5 separate regions of the Homo sapiens genome follow, and all the other regions are linked to region 2. Evidence: chromatin contacts called from ENCODE Hi-C data. All regions are on one chromosome and are shown on one strand. Each heading gives the region's core, a stretch centred on a gene start or an enhancer-like site at or near the end of the contact. The rest is flanking DNA. Distances are from core to core; before and after follow the strand shown.

What was found. Hi-C counts contacts between places; a loop is a spot of excess contacts on that map. Pooled maps may share reads with other maps.
Region 1: a loop to region 2 is called in a map of CD4-positive, alpha-beta T cell, with 7 times the contacts of the local background. The contact joins the promoter of MTMR12 here to the promoter of NIPBL-DT in region 2. A Hi-C loop is called at or near these places in 4 of 168 maps with a recorded cell type or tissue (CD4-positive, alpha-beta T cell, CD4-positive, alpha-beta memory T cell, CD8-positive, alpha-beta T cell and 1 more), 2 of 37 single-sample maps with no recorded cell type and 7 of 50 pooled maps.
Region 3: a loop to region 2 is called in a map of CD8-positive, alpha-beta T cell, with 17 times the contacts of the local background. The contact joins the promoter of TARS1-DT here to the promoter of NIPBL-DT in region 2. A Hi-C loop is called at or near these places in 3 of 168 maps with a recorded cell type or tissue (CD8-positive, alpha-beta T cell and naive thymus-derived CD4-positive, alpha-beta T cell), 2 of 37 single-sample maps with no recorded cell type and 12 of 50 pooled maps.
Region 4: a map of B cell shows a loop between it and region 2 (7-fold over the local background). The contact joins the promoter of ZFR here to the promoter of NIPBL-DT in region 2. A Hi-C loop is called at or near these places in 1 of 168 maps with a recorded cell type or tissue (B cell), 1 of 37 single-sample maps with no recorded cell type and 9 of 50 pooled maps.
Region 5: a loop to region 2 is called in a map of CD8-positive, alpha-beta T cell, with 9 times the contacts of the local background. The contact joins the promoter of TTC33 here to the promoter of NIPBL-DT in region 2. A Hi-C loop is called at or near these places in 2 of 168 maps with a recorded cell type or tissue (CD8-positive, alpha-beta T cell and naive thymus-derived CD4-positive, alpha-beta T cell) and 10 of 50 pooled maps.

What each region holds. Positions count from the first base shown.
Region 1 is chr5:32,311,640-32,314,658 of GRCh38, reverse strand. It overlaps MTMR12 (myotubularin related protein 12), which reads left to right and starts at 1,720. Exons shown (of 16, transcript NM_001040446.3): 1 at 1,720-1,901. The coding sequence starts at 1,821. RefSeq lists an enhancer at 1,252-1,301 and silencers at 1,392-2,181, 2,252-2,391.
Region 2 is chr5:36,875,132-36,877,955 of GRCh38, reverse strand. It overlaps NIPBL-DT (NIPBL divergent transcript), which reads left to right and starts at 1,262. Exons shown (of 1, transcript NR_046262.1): 1 at 1,262-2,824. It overlaps NIPBL (NIPBL cohesin loading factor), which reads right to left and starts at 1,187. Exons shown (of 47, transcript NM_133433.4): 1 at 778-1,187. RefSeq lists silencers at 562-681, 1,322-1,431 and an enhancer at 1,842-1,891.
Region 3 is chr5:33,439,324-33,442,464 of GRCh38, reverse strand. It overlaps TARS1-DT (TARS1 divergent transcript), which reads left to right and starts at 1,831. Exons shown (of 3, transcript XR_001742630.2): 1 at 1,831-2,260. TARS1 (threonyl-tRNA synthetase 1) reads right to left here and starts at 1,500. Exons shown (of 19, transcript NM_152295.5): 1 at 1,322-1,500. The coding sequence starts at 1,378. RefSeq lists enhancers at 392-978, 993-1,052, 1,313-1,502, 1,603-1,912, 1,567-2,154.
Region 4 is chr5:32,443,115-32,446,031 of GRCh38, reverse strand. It overlaps ZFR (zinc finger RNA binding protein), which reads left to right and starts at 1,292. Exons shown (of 20, transcript NM_016107.5): 1 at 1,292-1,410; 2 at 1,704-1,803. The coding sequence starts at 1,374. RefSeq lists silencers at 990-1,679, 1,910-2,249 and an enhancer at 1,641-2,198.
Region 5 is chr5:40,754,289-40,757,342 of GRCh38, reverse strand. TTC33 (tetratricopeptide repeat domain 33) reads left to right here and starts at 1,382. Exons shown (of 5, transcript NM_012382.3): 1 at 1,382-1,519. RefSeq lists an enhancer at 1,359-1,508.

The sequences.
Region 1 (3,019 bases), core at 471-2,970, 4.6 Mb after region 2:
TGGATTCTATCTTATTTATCTGCAACTAACAACGCTTGGCACCAAATGTAGAACTGAAATGAATTTTCTTTGCAATCTTGACTAAAAAATGAGGGTTTTATCAATAACTTCGTAGAGTAAATAGAAGTCTCTTAAGGGCTCTTGATATTCTTCCTGTTGGAAACACAAAGAAGGGAAAGGTTTGGAAAAATGAAGTTGACAAAGTCTTTTATTATCAAACGCTCAAACTTATTCCTCACTGCCTTGTTAACACTTGATTTGACACTTTTTTTTTTCTGTTTGAGACACAGTCTTGCTCTGCCACCCAGGCTGGAGTGCAGTGGCGCGATCCTGGCTCACTGCAACCTTGGTTCAAGCGATTCTCGTGCCTCAGCCTCCCGAGTAGCTGGGATTACAGGCGCCCGCCACCACACCAGGCTAATTTTTGTATTTTTAGTAGAGATAGGGTTTCTCCATGTTGGCCAGGCTGGTCTCAAACTCCTGACTTCAGATGATCCACCCGCCTCGGCCTCCCAAAGTGCTGGGATTAGAGGCGTGAGTCATCGTTTGTCTCATTTTTGTTTACATTTAAAATAATAAACCTTGAGGTCGGGCGCGGTGGCTCACGCCTGTAATCCCAGCACTTCGGGAGGCCGAAGCGGGTGGATCATCTGAAGTCAGGAGTTTGAGACCAGCCTGGCCAACATGGTGAAACCCCCGTCTCCATTAAAAATACAAAAATTAGCGGCATGGCGCGGTGGCTCATGCCTCTAATCCCAACACTTTGGGAGGCTGAGGCGGGCGGATCACGAGGTTAGGGGTTTGAGACTAGCCTGGCCAACATGGTGAAACCCCGTCTCTACTAAAAATACAAAAATTAGCCGGGTGTGATGGCAGGCGCCTATAATCCCAGCTACTCGGGAGGCTGAGGCAGGAGAATCGCTTGAACCTGGGAGGCAGAGGTTGCAGTGAGCCTATACTACGCCATTGCACTCAAGCCTGGGCGACAGAACGACACACACACACACACACACACACACACACAAAATTAGCTGGATATAGTGGCGGGCGCCTGTAATCCCAGCTACTCAGGAGGCTGAGGCAAGAGAATCGCTTGAACCTGGGAGACGGAGGTTGCAATGAGCAGAGATCGCGCCATTGCACTCCAGCCTGGGCGACAAGAGCAAAACTCCGTCTCAAAAGTAAATAATAATAAAATAAAAAACCTTGAACGTCATCGCTGTAAGTTGGGAACTCCTATAGCAAGATTCCATACATCCCATTTTTGGACGTTTTATTCCAAAGACACAAGCAAACGGAAGAAAACGACTGCCGTGAACCCCTGCTAACGACAACTTGGTGACTGCAGGATCATTGGACGACGGTTTTATCCTCGCCATCCAATCGTTGGAAAGTCCGGAGAGAACGCTCTCTGGATTGGTTGGAGGAAACATCTCTCCAAGTGCACTCAAGAATGGGTTGGGAGCGGGGTTCGGCCGGCAGCGCCTCGGGCCAATCAGAGAAAGCATGAGGGCGGGCTCTGCCGCAGGAAGGTGGTGAATCTCGGCGGGTCAAACTCTCCTGACGTGATGGGGGGGCGTGGCCTCCAGTTGCGGTCTCCCGGCTCTCTGGGCCCGCGCACGGGATGGGCGGGGCCCACGGGCCTGGGCGGGGCGAGCGGTGTCAGCGGCGGAGCCGGATGCGGGCGGCATCGCGGCGGTCGCGGCCTTGGGGATGGGCGGAGCCCCAGCCGCTAGTGCTGGTGGCCGCCGCTGCTGCCCCAGCTGGAGCCCGAGCCGCCGCCTCTGCGTCCGCGCGTCGCTGCTTCCCAGGGCGGCGGTATGCTGGGGAAAGGAGTAGTCGGCGGTGGCGGCGGCACCAAGGCCCCCAAGCCCTCCTTCGTGTCGTACGTACGCCCTGAGGTGAGGGGGCGCCGCGCAGGCGGGGCGTCGGGCAGGGGCGGCCGGGGCGAGGGGCGCCGGGAGCCCCTTCCTTGCAGCGGGGAGCGCCGCGGAGCGCTTCCTGCCCTTGTGCCGGGCGACGGGGCAGCCAGGCGGGCTGAGGCCGCAGGAGCGCGCTGGGGCCTCCGCGCGGGCCGGAATGGGGACCCCGGCGCAGGCAGGCAGGTGCCTGAGCGCAGGGCCCGAGCGCTGGAGGCTGGTGGAGGGGCCCGAGCCGAGAAGGGATTGCGGCCCGGAACGCCCCTGGGGATTCTGGAGAGGACCTGGGGTTGTGGGCACTGCTGGGAGGGGTAGGGCCGTGGGTCGGAGCCCCCAACGGGGCCTGCTCGGAGCCCGCGTGGGTCCGTCCTGCCTCTGGACTTTCTCAGTGAGCCCAGAAGCCCGCCGGCCTCCGCTGCCTGCGTCTGAGTGCCTCGGGTGCGGCTGGCGGGATGCCCTGCACCTACGTCCGCCTCCCGTCAGCGCTGCGGGGAGAAAAGGGGGTCGGCCTGGCCTCAGCCAGTCTCTGCTTGTCTCTCCCTTGGGAATTCTCCGCTGTCGCTTCTTTCTCCTCATCCCCTCACCATCATCCTTTCCACCCACTTCTTACTCTTCTGAATCTTCAGGTCAAGAAATTTGTTCATTCATTCAGAAAATACTTCTCGAGCTCCTACTGTGTGTCAGGCACTAAGTGCTTGTGATAGACATCAGTGAACAGGACAGAGATCTCTGCATTCCTGGAGCTTATTTGAGGGGGAAAGGAGAAACGGGGTGAATTATAGATAATTAAGTAAATTATACGGTGTAGTAGGAGGTGATAAATATCATGGGAAAGAAAAGAAATCTTTTTCCTCCTCGCAAAGGTGGCATTTGAGCCGAGACTTGAAGATACGAGAGGTCTGAGAGAAGAGTCGTCCAGGTAGAGGGAACAGCCCCCGGGAAGGTCGTGAGGTGGGAGTGTGTCTGAAGGGTTGGCGGAGCGTCAAGGAAGCCAGCATGGCAGAGGCCCATGGACAAGGGGGACAGTCATAGGAGAGGAGGTTAGAGAGATCAGAACTTGTAGGCCTTGCTCAGGGCTTCTTGAGCAATAGTTCTTAATC
Region 2 (2,824 bases), core at 13-2,512:
TTATACTTGTCTTTGAATAAAAAGTCCATGTGCAACAACACACTGTCAAAACAACAAGATAAAAGCTCTTGGGGAGGGGGAGATGTGCAGTGTCTACCACAGTATGTTTTTCTGTATTAAATATTCATGTGGACGATTTAATTCTTTAAAAAAGAAAATGAGTCTTTATGAACTTTCCAACGTCCAAACAAGTTTTAGAAAGAGAAAGAATTACCACTGGATCCGCGTCTGAGTATTTACGTTTGTCTCACTAACTGAAACTACTTCCTCCCTTCATGGGGTCACAGGGGGAAGAAGGGAGGTTGTTTGTTTCACTGGGACGTTCCCCACTCCCGGACCGGGAAAGTTGTAAATATGGGGACGATCAGGGCACATTTGCTGTTAGTTGTATTGTTTCCGCCTCCCCACTAGCTACGGCTCCACTCCCGGGCGAGGCCTGTCACCGACCAGCAGTCGCTCCGCTCAGCCCGGAGCTCTCCTAATCCCCGAGCTCAAGTAGATTCCGCTGGCCCGCGGCCTGCACTCTCCGCCGGGCCTACGCCTCCCCGGCCGCCCAGCAGGAGCCCAGTCCCCGCCACCGGAGCCGGCCGGGAGAGGGTACAAAACCACCGCTACCCAAGGCGGCTGCCACCAGAGAGGAGCGAACTCTAGACTCGCCTGTGGAAGAGACCTGGGGCCGCTAAGGAAACGGCGGGGAGGGGAGCGAGGAGGAGAGACGCTGAGGACCTGGCGCCGGCGCCGCCGCCGCCGCCGCCGAAATAAAGAGCAGGAATTTACCTGGGCGAATCGGCGTCTGAATCCAAGGGGAGGCCGAGGCCGCTGTGGCGAGAGACTATAATCCGGGCCGGGAGGGGGGGTGGCTACGGCTCCTCTTCCGTCTCCTCAGTGCGGGGAACATGTAGAGCCGGGGGGAGACCAGCCGAGAAGACAAATCGTTGCTTCTTCTTCCTCCTCCTCCTCCTTCTCCCACATAGAAACACTCACAAACACCCGACCACGGGCCCGAGCTACCGGGGGGGCATCGCCGCGGGCCCGGGAACCAATTCTCCTGTCGGCGGGGGCGTCCCTCCCTGCGGCTTGGTGGTGTCGGGTGAGTCGGTACCGACGGAGGGAGGGGGGGGAGGGCGGGGGGAAGGAGCCCTGTGTGTGTCTCTCTCTCGTTCCGTCTCTCCCTCTCAGAACAAAATGCCGACCGGAAGTGCAGCTGCAGGAATGACTCCCTCCGCCGGCGCCAAACACTAACAACCACCCCCTCTTCCCCACTCCACTTCCGCCACCGCCGCAGCCGCCGCTGCCGCCACTTGGGCTCGCGTCCTCGGCCGCGCCGCGCGGCACCCGGGCCCAGCAGCCGGGAGGCGGCAGCTCTCCTCTACGCCCGTCCCCTCAGGGCGGCTGTGGATGTTGCCAGTATTGTCGATGCTTCAGAGCGACGTTTGCCCTGCGACACAGGCGGGCCGGCTCTCCTCTGTCTTTATTTTCCTGGAGGCCGACAGGAGCGGGGCCCGAGTTCGGTGGTGGTCGTGAGCGTGGGGGGCACTCAGGCCCGGACGGGCTCTCAGGTCGCCGACGGCGGCGGCTGGAGGCCGCGCTGGCTGTCCCAGGTCGTCGTTAGCTTTAGGGAGCCGATCTCCGGGCGGCCCCACAGAGGACGCCCGCGATTCGATGGCGATGATGCCCGTTTTAAATGGTGTCCCTGCAGCCGGGTGGATGGATGGATCGTACACCTTGCCTTTTGAGAGCCGGGACCTTACGCCCGACTGCGTGTTATTTCTGCGAATAAGAACGCAACCTTTGGAGGTGAAGACGACTGTCGGCTGGATTGAATTGGAATCGTGTTTGTGATGATGCGTTTATTTCTGGAAATACGCGGTCTCCGCTGCTTTTGCTTTTTGTCGGCAGAGGTTTGGGTTCTTCTCTAACGGTCAGGATAAAGGCCTGTAGGCGACGCTGCGCGAGCGAGAAGCTCGCCCGCGGCTGCCCGGGCGCCCCCCTCTAGGTGTGGGTGGAGCCGAGCGCGCGGGGAGAACCGCCGGCCCCGACTCAGCCACCGGTGACTGCGGGCGACCCGCGGGCCTGCGGCCAGCTGATTTCAAACATCGTTTTCCTCTTTAGGTTCGGAAAACTGAGGCGCTGGACAAGGCTGGAATACAATATGTGATTATACGTACAGTACTATGGTTGTTGTAGTTTTTAAATTGTAAAACAAGAAGTAACCATTGTTCCACCGTTCTCTATTAAGTTTGTGTAAATTAAAAAGGGGCTATTTTCGGTAAAAAGTGCAGTAGGTAAGCGGAATTTTACTCAACCGGGACGAAATTCGTGTTATATGAATTGTATTGTGTATTTGTGTGTGTACCAGTGCGCTAAAAGTAAGTAGGAAAACTTGCTTAGATTATTCCTTTTGCCTCAGGCCACTCAGGGGGCCAAGATCCTGTCACTCCTTTTCTCTAGGCCCTGCGAATGGCTTCCCGTCTTGAGGGGAGTGAGCCAAAGCCTTGACTGCGGCAGAAGTCCCCGCGCGCCGTTGAGGGTGGGGGCGGGCCTGCCCTGGCATCCTTGCGAGTAGGACTCTTCCCTGAGCGTCGTCCACAGGGCTTGCTCCTTCACCTTCAGGATTTTGCTCGTGTCACTCGGTGCTTCCGCGGCTACTTTTAAACTGAAAGTTCCCTAGCCCCCTTCTCATTTTATCCTTTGGACAGTCTACATATCCATACTTGTTTATCTTCTTATCTCTCCTTCCCCAGTGCAATGTAAGCTCTAAGAGGACAAGAGGTTGTGTTTTTCTGCACTGGTGTTACGGCCCCCGCCTAGAATGCCACACAGT
Region 3 (3,141 bases), core at 582-3,081, 3.4 Mb after region 2:
TGTATAATTATTACAGGAAGGAAAAATTACATATGTGTTAACCATACATATCACGTCCAATTAAGAATAGCACAGGAGAATATTTATGGACATGGAAAGTTGTTGACCACATTCTATTAAGCAAAAAAAAAAAAAAAAAAAAAAGTTACAAAACAGTAAAAATATCATTTTATGTGAAAAAAATCTACGTATAGTCACCATTTATCATCTAGAATTAAATTTACATAGTTAGAATGTGCCCGTATGCAGTTTCTCCATTCAATCTCGAGTGGACAATCAAGAAAAAAATTTGGCTTTTAAGTGAACTGTCCTGTCACAGACTTGGGATAGAGGATCCCTTAGCTGAAGACGTCACCACTTCTCACTTGGACTATTACAACAGCCTTCTGCATGTGGCCTAACCTTCTATCCCAATGCCAGCGTGACTTTTACAAATACAATCTTCCTGCTTAAGATCCTTCATGTATAGAATACAAGTTTCAAACATCCTTGTTGCCTAAGATCCTTCTGATTACTGTTCCTTTAACCCTTCTGGCATATCTCTTGCAAACAACCCGAAAGACAATTCACCTGCGTGCCCCTTTTCACTGCCTTCCCTACCTTTACGTGGGAAGCCCCGTCCTGCCTGTTTACCTGGTGAAATCATTCTTCCAAACTAAATTCTAAAGTGCCTTCCTAAACTTCCTCTTCTGTAATACCACAAGGTTGATCACAAAGCACTAGGGCTGTTTTCCTGTCTCTTACACATCAGCCTGTGAGGCCCTCAAAGTCGGGGAACTGGGCCCTATTCATCTTCCCACATGCACCGCCCAGATCAGTGCCGGGCAAAATGTATACTTAACCACCCAAACTTGGACAAGCTGGGTCAGATCTCGGGCACTCGGTTTTCCTTTCCTTAAAATGGAGCTCTTTACCCCCGCAGGATCTTAGGAGATTGATTAAATAAGGCTCTGCAATGTGTTTCCCGCTTACAGTAAGCCATAAACGCAAGTTTGGAAGCCTCAAGCCTAAGATTCTGATTCTGTCTCCGCGTCTAACTACTGTAGATGTGAGGCTCTGAACAAGTCGCTCACTCAAGGTCTGTTTCCTCATCTGTAAAGAGAATGGACCCACAGATGAACTGCAAGGCCCCACCCTAATTTATGAATGGATGGTTCCCAAAGGGGGTTCCGACTTTCCAGGAGTCCCACCATCCCCCACTTCTCCGACCCACGCGGTCCCGGCCGCTTCCTGCTTCCTGCCCCCCGCTCCCGCCGCGAGCGTAGCGTCTGCACCCACTAGAGTCCCAGGCTGGTCTCTGGGTCCCACCAAGTTTGCTCACCGGCTTCTCCTCGCCTCCCATCTTCCCTGAAGGACTGCTGGCCTTCTCCTCAAACATTGGCGAACGACGAAGCGATGAGAGAACCCGAAAGCGACGGCCTAGAGGAGAGGAGCCAAGAGGCGGGTGGGAGGTGGGCTAGCGCCCGGGACTTGGCCTCGGCTGGACCAGCTGATGCAATCGAAAGGCGCCCTAACCCCGCCCCCAACTTGCGGCGGAACGAGCAGCCAATGGATAACGGGGGAAGGCGGGCCCTCCCTCCTCTAAGCCAGTGGAAAATCTTTTCGGGTGACAGAGCCCTTCTAGGAAATCAGGTCGCGGAGGGTGAGGAGGAGCAACTGCAGAAGCTACATGCCTACTCTCCGCTGACCTTGGTCTGGACGCTTTCCAGAGTCAAGTCCCCAATGCGCGTGCGCCTTTCCTCCCTTCTGACTTTATGTGGAACAATCATGGACCTTCCCGGACACCGTAGATAATAAGTAGGTCTTGGTCTAAACTTCCGGGAAGTTTTCGGCGACCTGGATACCATCTTCGACACGGGGACAAATCCCGGGATGGAGTCCAGGGTTTCCCGCGGCTTCGGCGCTTCCTGACCTGGCGTGACTGCCGACTTGTCGGCACCACCCAGGCCTCAGGCTCCCTGTCTGTAGTGGTGAATCGACCTTCCTCATGGCAGTCCAGGCTTCCCAAGCCCCATGTCCTGTTGATCCGGGACAAACTCTTCCTTGAACGTTCTTCACTACGAGCCGCTGCTGATCTGTACTGCCTGGAGGAGCATTTCCATAGCGCCCGCAAAAATACAATAAAGCTCACCCAAGGAAATAACCATGGATTCTCACGCCTGGGTGCCAGTGTTTGGAATCGACTGGGCTTTTTTATGTTAGTAGGCAATTTAAAACAATTACTTATTTGAAATCAGAAGCGCAATAGGCATAACTTCAGGTACGTGCTCCACCACCACGTTTTGTGGATTTTTCTTTTTAAACATCAGTTCTGTTCTCTACAACTCTCCGCCTTCAGGGTTATACTTTCCAGGAACAATAGCTTCCCAATTCGGCTTTGTGCATCCATTTTTCATACAGCATCGTTGTAGTCTTCAAATACAAATATGATCACGGCAATCTGCTGAAAAATCTTTGGTGGCTTTCCCTTGCTCTTGGACAATCCCTGATTGTCCAAGTTTTCGGCTTCATCTCGTTCGCCCACCATACACTGAACTATAAACTGTAGTGGCTTTTTTTCCTCAGGTCTTCCCACAGACTAAGTACCAAGATTTTTCCACCCTACCCTCATCCGTGCTCATTCCGACACACTTTTTGCCTGTTTGACACCTCATTTATTGTCAGATTTCAAGAATCGTTTTCTTCGGGGAACCATTTCTTGACTCCCTTACTGGATGAAACAAGCCTCCCTGTTAAACAGTGTTGGAGGCGCAGAAACATACCCCCAAATAATGGCGTTTTGACATCTGAACTGAAGAAGCCTCAAGGTCCCACTCCCCTAAATCCCCACGCCATCTCTGCCAAAGCAAAGGATAAAGTTTAGACACATCACAAGGAACATAATTGTTTTTGTTGCCTCCCTGTAAGACCAAGAATGTAGTAATCACACCTGAGCAGACCCTTTCACAAGATGTTGTACAAATTAATGTGTTCCTGATACATTCATTCTCCTTTGTAATCCCTCAACAGAATTCCTCTTCTCCCTATCATAACCTGTGTCGCTGGGATTGTATCCACAAGCTTCTGAAGCCCTCTGAGGGGTGGGTAATCACGCTGTGATTCTTCCTGTGTATACACGTTAAGTAAATTTGTATGTTTTTT
Region 4 (2,917 bases), core at 43-2,542, 4.4 Mb after region 2:
GCGTGAGCCACCGCGCCCGGCCAGCATTTCCTTTTAATGTTCATATCCAACAATGAGGAGAGATGAGGAGCAGGGAGTCTGGGGGATGGGCATGGAGAAGGTAAGGAAGAGGTGAAATGCAGGCAGTACATATGTACTTGATGGAAGACACGAAACATAAGGCCAGAGAAACTAGACGATCAGAAGAGGGACTGGAAGAGGAAAGAGAATGGTTGAAAACGAACTGAGAAACTAAAGGGAAGAAAGCGAGGAAACAGAGGGAAAGAGGAAATGCTTACATGGGGGCAAGTACTGTTCTGTCCTTACCACTAAAGATCTGGCACGTGATCTGGTCTCCCTCTCACTTGACTCCAGCCAGACTGATCTTCTTGCTCTTGAACATTCATTCCTTCATCTGGACCCTTCCACTTGCTGCTCTTCCTGCAGGCATCTCCCAGGCCTGTCCTTCCTTCCTTCAAGTGGTCTCCCTAACCACACTCTACATGAAATAGCACCTCCCTTACCCTTATTTTCCTTACTCTGCTTTATTTATGCTTGAAGCTCCAGTCACCATCAGACAGAATTTCTGTGTTTTGGCTACCGGCTGTTGGCTGACATATACCCGCTCCTAGAACGTAAACTCCACGGGAACAGGGACTTTGTTTTGTTCTCTGCCGTATCTCCAGCACCTACAACACTGCCTGACACCCTGCTGGGTGACCGATATACGCCGGATGGCTCAGGGAGTGGGTGCAGGTCGAGGAAAGGGTATAGCAAGAGGTATGTCCGGGAGGGATGTTTAGGGTGTGCTTTTAGTCCAACAGAAAAGCACTCTCCATCCTTTTTCTATTTCTCTCCTCTCCTTCTCCCTCCCTCCGCACTTCAGAGGTTGGGGAAAAGCTGCGGGAAAGCAGGAAATAAGGAAAAATCCTAAATTGCCCAGCTCGAATTCCAATGAAAAATTAATGAGCGAGGAAGACAGGGAGGCAGGGAATAAGTGCACATGCAAAAGTTAAGGAAGCCAGTGGAAAGCAAAGAAAAAGGCGAACAGACGTCACTCTCTCTGGTCACGCTCCCCGACTCCCCAGAGGACAGGCGAGGCGCTTCTGGCACACGCCCCCGTCGCCCCGCGGCCGCGCGGCGTCACCACCACTTCGGAGAAGGCCAGGCCCCTCTTCCCCCGCGGGCTTCCCCGCGCCCGCACCGCCGAGGCCCCGGCACGCGCCCGGGGGAGCCGCGAAGACGGCGGGGACTACAGCTCCCAGGATGCCGAGCACAGGCGCGCCTGCGCAGTGCGGTCGGAGGCGGCGGTCTGTTCTCCGCTGAGGAGGAGCGGGGCAGAGGAGGGAGGCAGCGGGTGAGAGTTCAGAGTTCAGCAGCAGCAGCCCGAGCCCATGATTCCCATATGCCCTGTAGTTTCTTTCACCTATGGTGAGTCTAATGTGGCCCGCGAGGCCTCTGCCCGGCCCCCTCCCTGGCCCCGGGCAGCGGGGAGCCGCGGGGGTTGGGGCAGGCTCCGGGGAGGAGGCGGCGGCCGCCACCCGGGCGTGCGAGTGAGTGAGGGAGTGCGAGGCGGGAGGGGGAGGCGGCGCGGCCGCGGCCTGGGCCCCGCCAGGGCTGCTCTCACGGCGCCTCTCTCTTTCTCTCCCTGCCCTCCCTCGGCGTCTCGGCTCCTCTGTGTCTCTTGTCCCGCCATGGGACCCGACTCTTCGTGCCCGCCGCAGTGCCCAGCCGGCTGGGGGAAGATGCCAAAATGGCGACCGGCAACTACTTTGGATTCACCCACAGCGGGGCGGCGGCGGCGGCGGCTGCGGCCCAATATAGGTAACGGCATCCTGCCTTCTCTCTGTTCGCCCCTTGCTCTCCCCTCGGTCCGGATCCTGTCGATGCGACGCCCCCGCGCCCGTCCCCAGCCATCCCAGAGCCCCGGCCCGCTGCAGGCCTGGCCCGGCCCAGCCCGGCGGCCTCTCCCGCCCCGCCCCGCCCCGCCCCGCCTTGCCCGGCCCGGCCCGGCCCGCGGCGGGGAGCGGCCCCCAGTAGGGGGGAGGTAGAGACGGCGGAGGTGTAGGGACGTGGAGGCCTCAGGGCCCTTCAGCGGCCCCTTAACTAAAATGGCCTCCTGCGGCCGCCGAGCGGAGCCGCCACCGCCGCCCGGCAGGCCCCCCAGTCCCCGCCTCCGCGCGTCCAGCCCCCACCTCCCATCTTCTTCCCACTTGGGGGATGGAGAGGGTGGCTGAAGGGACCTCACGGGGAGTGCCGTGTCGCAGGTCCACTGGCTTCTCGTGCGACGCCTCTCTGCGTCGTCGCCTGGTGCTTCAACCCCCGGAGCCCAGATAACGTGTCGTTGTCTCGGGTACCTTTTCCTCCGCCGTGGGGCTTCTTCCCCAGACGCTCCATCGCTAGCGAGTCCTGCTGACAAACTGCGGGTGTCACTGTGTTCATCGGGTTCCTTTAGTTTTTCCTGCAAGGAGAGAGATTCACATACCAACCACCTGTAAATTGTGTAGTTCTTAGACTGGAAAAGATGTGCGAAGTTTCTAGTGCTGATAAATGAGTGCCCAGCCTTGTTTGAGCTATGGAGTTTAGGCCCCAGGTGGGCCTGTCATTCTCCTTGCGGGGGTCTTTCCCCTGCGGGGAATGGTGGGGAGGGAAGAAGATGCAAGTGAGATTGTACTGAGTCATTGTAATGCACCGGATGAAATCCCTGCTTTAAGGGAAGCTCTCATTTCTGAAGTCTGTAGTTCATTATACATCTTACCAAAGACAAACACAACAGTGGATTGTTAAATTGTTACTTTTGAGTCAATCTGAGACTTTTGATTCAGGCCATAAGCGCACACGGCTCCTGCGTGATATGCTTTTTATGTATGTTAGATGTTGGTTAAACCCAGGCAGTTTTTTTCATTTGATTTACTTCAGGAGGCACGGTGTTTAATGG
Region 5 (3,054 bases), core at 133-2,632, 3.9 Mb before region 2:
TGAGGACTTCCAAGTTTTTACAAAGAATATTAAGTGTCGGAGTGGTTATAATAAAGTAACTTTTACAACTTCATCAGGGATATTCTCTGGTGACAGCGTTCATTTTTCCATTTTTTTTTTTTTTTTTGAGACCGTGCCTTGCTCTGTCATCCAGGCTGGAATGCAGTGGCATGACCTCGGCTCACTGCAGCCTCGACCTCCCAGGCTCAAGGGATCCTCCCACCCCAGCCTCCCGAGTAGTTGGGATTCAGGTGCGTGCCGCCAGGCCTGGCTAATTTTTGTATTTTTGGTAGAGATGGGGTTTCGCCATGTTGGCCAGGCTGGTCTCGAACTCCTGACCTCCCAAAGTGCTAAGATTACAGGCGTGAACCACCGCGCCCGGCCCATTTTTCTTACTGTGAGCGTGTGGTGGTGAAGAGCTCCAGTACGGTTTGGTGTCATTACTGTAATTCCTGTGGAGGGGCCAGCACCTTGACCTACCATTGCTTTTCCACCATCAGTGCAAATGTCAGCATTGTGCAAAGGGCAAATCACGTCTTCATATTAGTATGAAAATAATTTTGGCTTTGAAAGGGTGTCATTGACCCTCAGGACAATCGTTGGTCGACATCAGTGGTTCTCAACGGGGCAGGGTGGGAGGGATAGTTTTTCTTCCAGGGGAAATTTCACTGGGGAAACCATTGGCTGTCACAATCGACTGGTGGTGACATCCCGTGGACAGAGACCAGAGATGCTGCTAAGCACCCTACAATGCACAGAACACCCCGTCCCCCAACAAAGCATTATCCAGTTTGAAATGTTAATGGTGCTGAGGCTGAGAAAGTATGACTTCCAAAAATGAGTCTTTTGGGCAGGAGAGTTGGAGAAATTAACAATCTTGATTACCTTTATTACATGTGCTCGTTTATTTTCAAGACATGATGCACAGCTACGTTCTGGCTGTAATTCTGCCTTCTGGGTCCAACTCACTTGTAACTTTAACGTGAAGCCTGCAGTTCAGCCTCGAGCCTCCCTGACTAGCCTCCCCGCCCGGCCGCCTCGAGCCCTTTATAACCGAATTTTGCCTCTCTGTTCTCTGCGTCTGGCCGACCTCATCAGCTAGGCTATAAACCCCTTCGGGGAAGGAGCATATCCTAATCCTTTGAATCCCGTAAAATAAGTTTTCCCCTCACCTTGTTCCCCACTGACGGGACGCGAGGCTGCGCGGTACCGCGGGGGCGGCTCCTCTCGGTGCGCTCTTCAGCCCGCGCAGCCTCATTTTCCCGCGCTCGTGCGCTGCGGTCACTCAGGGCTGCTGCTAGAGGGCGCGCCCAGCCGCGTGGCCCTGACTACTACAAATCCCAGAAGGTCATGCAGTGGGGGCGGCCGCGGTGACTTCTGGGATTTGTGGTCCCGGAGAAGAGATTGGCGGAGGGGAAAGACTGAGTCGTCTTTCCTTTGCCCGCTTCTGTGGACTGTTCGAACGCCCAGGGGTGGGCCAAACCCGTTTCTTAGGAAACCAGGAATCCAGGGAAGGCAGGTAGGAATTTGGGCGTGATAATTTCTGCTTCCAGTGGGAAAGAATGTAAACACGGGGCCTTGGGAGCCGTTATCGGGTAACTGGGGCTGCCCGGTCGGCGGTGGAAGCTGAGGAAGAGGAGGAAAAAGAGGCGAGTGGGTGTTGTGATTAGGGGAGAAAGGACCTTCGGAATAGGAGTTGAAACCCGACGGGATCCGGCAGAGCCTGGTCGCTAGGGTTGGTCTCCAGGGACAAGCGAGTCTGAGGGTCGGGCCCGCCGTGGCACCTTCGCGGAGCTGCGCGGCCGCAACCTTCCCTGAGCGGTGGGACGGGCGGGACGAGCCGGCCGCTCCCCGCTGGAGAGGTGTCTGCGGCCCGGGGCGGTCCGTGAACGCGCAGGTGACGTCCGGGGCAGCCTTTCTGAGCGTTTTTATTATTGTTGACCGATGAAGGGAAAGTCACTAATACTGGTTTTTCTCTTGCGGTGGCGTTTTTGGGTAAATCGTTTCTTGGATTCCTCACCTCTGAATACCTCCTTTTACCCAGAAGGATGCTGTTGTGATTTCCTGATCTTGTTCATGTAGTGGTTTTTCCCTTTGGGTGCTGCATCCTCAGACACACTCAAGACAAGCCCTCTCTGGCGGCTGGGTAAATGTGAAGCCGTCGCCAGTTGTTGAGCGCCTACTATAGGGATCTTTGTAACAGTACAGGAATTTAGAATACAGCGTCGTTGTTTAGAATCGTTATGCCATTCCTGAAATATAATCCTATATAAAAGGTTGAATTTGTCTGGTTTCATGAGTTTAACATGAAACCGGTGTGGATTGTGGTTTACTCTCATGGTTTCTTACTCTGGTAAAAAAATGTTAAGTCTAGGATGTTGAAGCCTCGTGCTTCTAACTAGACTCAGGAAAGCCTCCTTCATAAGAAGTTTTAATTTCATGTTCAGATAGTCATAGAGGAACAATAAACTCGTTCGGCTTAAGATATCTGAAACAACTGGGAATGTTAAATTTTCTAATGCAGAAAGTGCTTTGCATGCTCTAGGATTCACATACCTTTTTAAGCCTGGCTAAGTTTTCTTCAAAGCTTAAGTCCTCCAGAAAGCCTCAAGTGTCTCTTCTCTGATGTCATGGCATCCTTTGTTTACTCTCTTGTAGCACATATCGTGTATGAAATTGACTGTACTCTGTGGTTTCCAGACACTTTTGAAGAAAATATAAAACTTTGCTAATGGCCTTGATAACAGATTCATGCTTTTACACAGTAGTGGGCCCTTGATACTACTGTTTGGTATCTCTATTTTTCCTTTGTTGCTTTTCCTTATCTCCACAGTGACTATTTTAGTCTTTTCCCTTTTTCTCAAGAACTCAGATCTGTTATTTTCCTTTTACTTTGAGCAGATGACTAGCCGCTGTTTGCTGGAGAAATGTGAAGCTTGGGGCATGAAATTCCTCATTTTCCTTTCCCTCCATCCCTGAACTTGCCTGTATGTTTCACTCAATATTAACTCCTTTTTTTGTCTGAGAGGACTGTATTTTTGTCTCCCTCTTTCA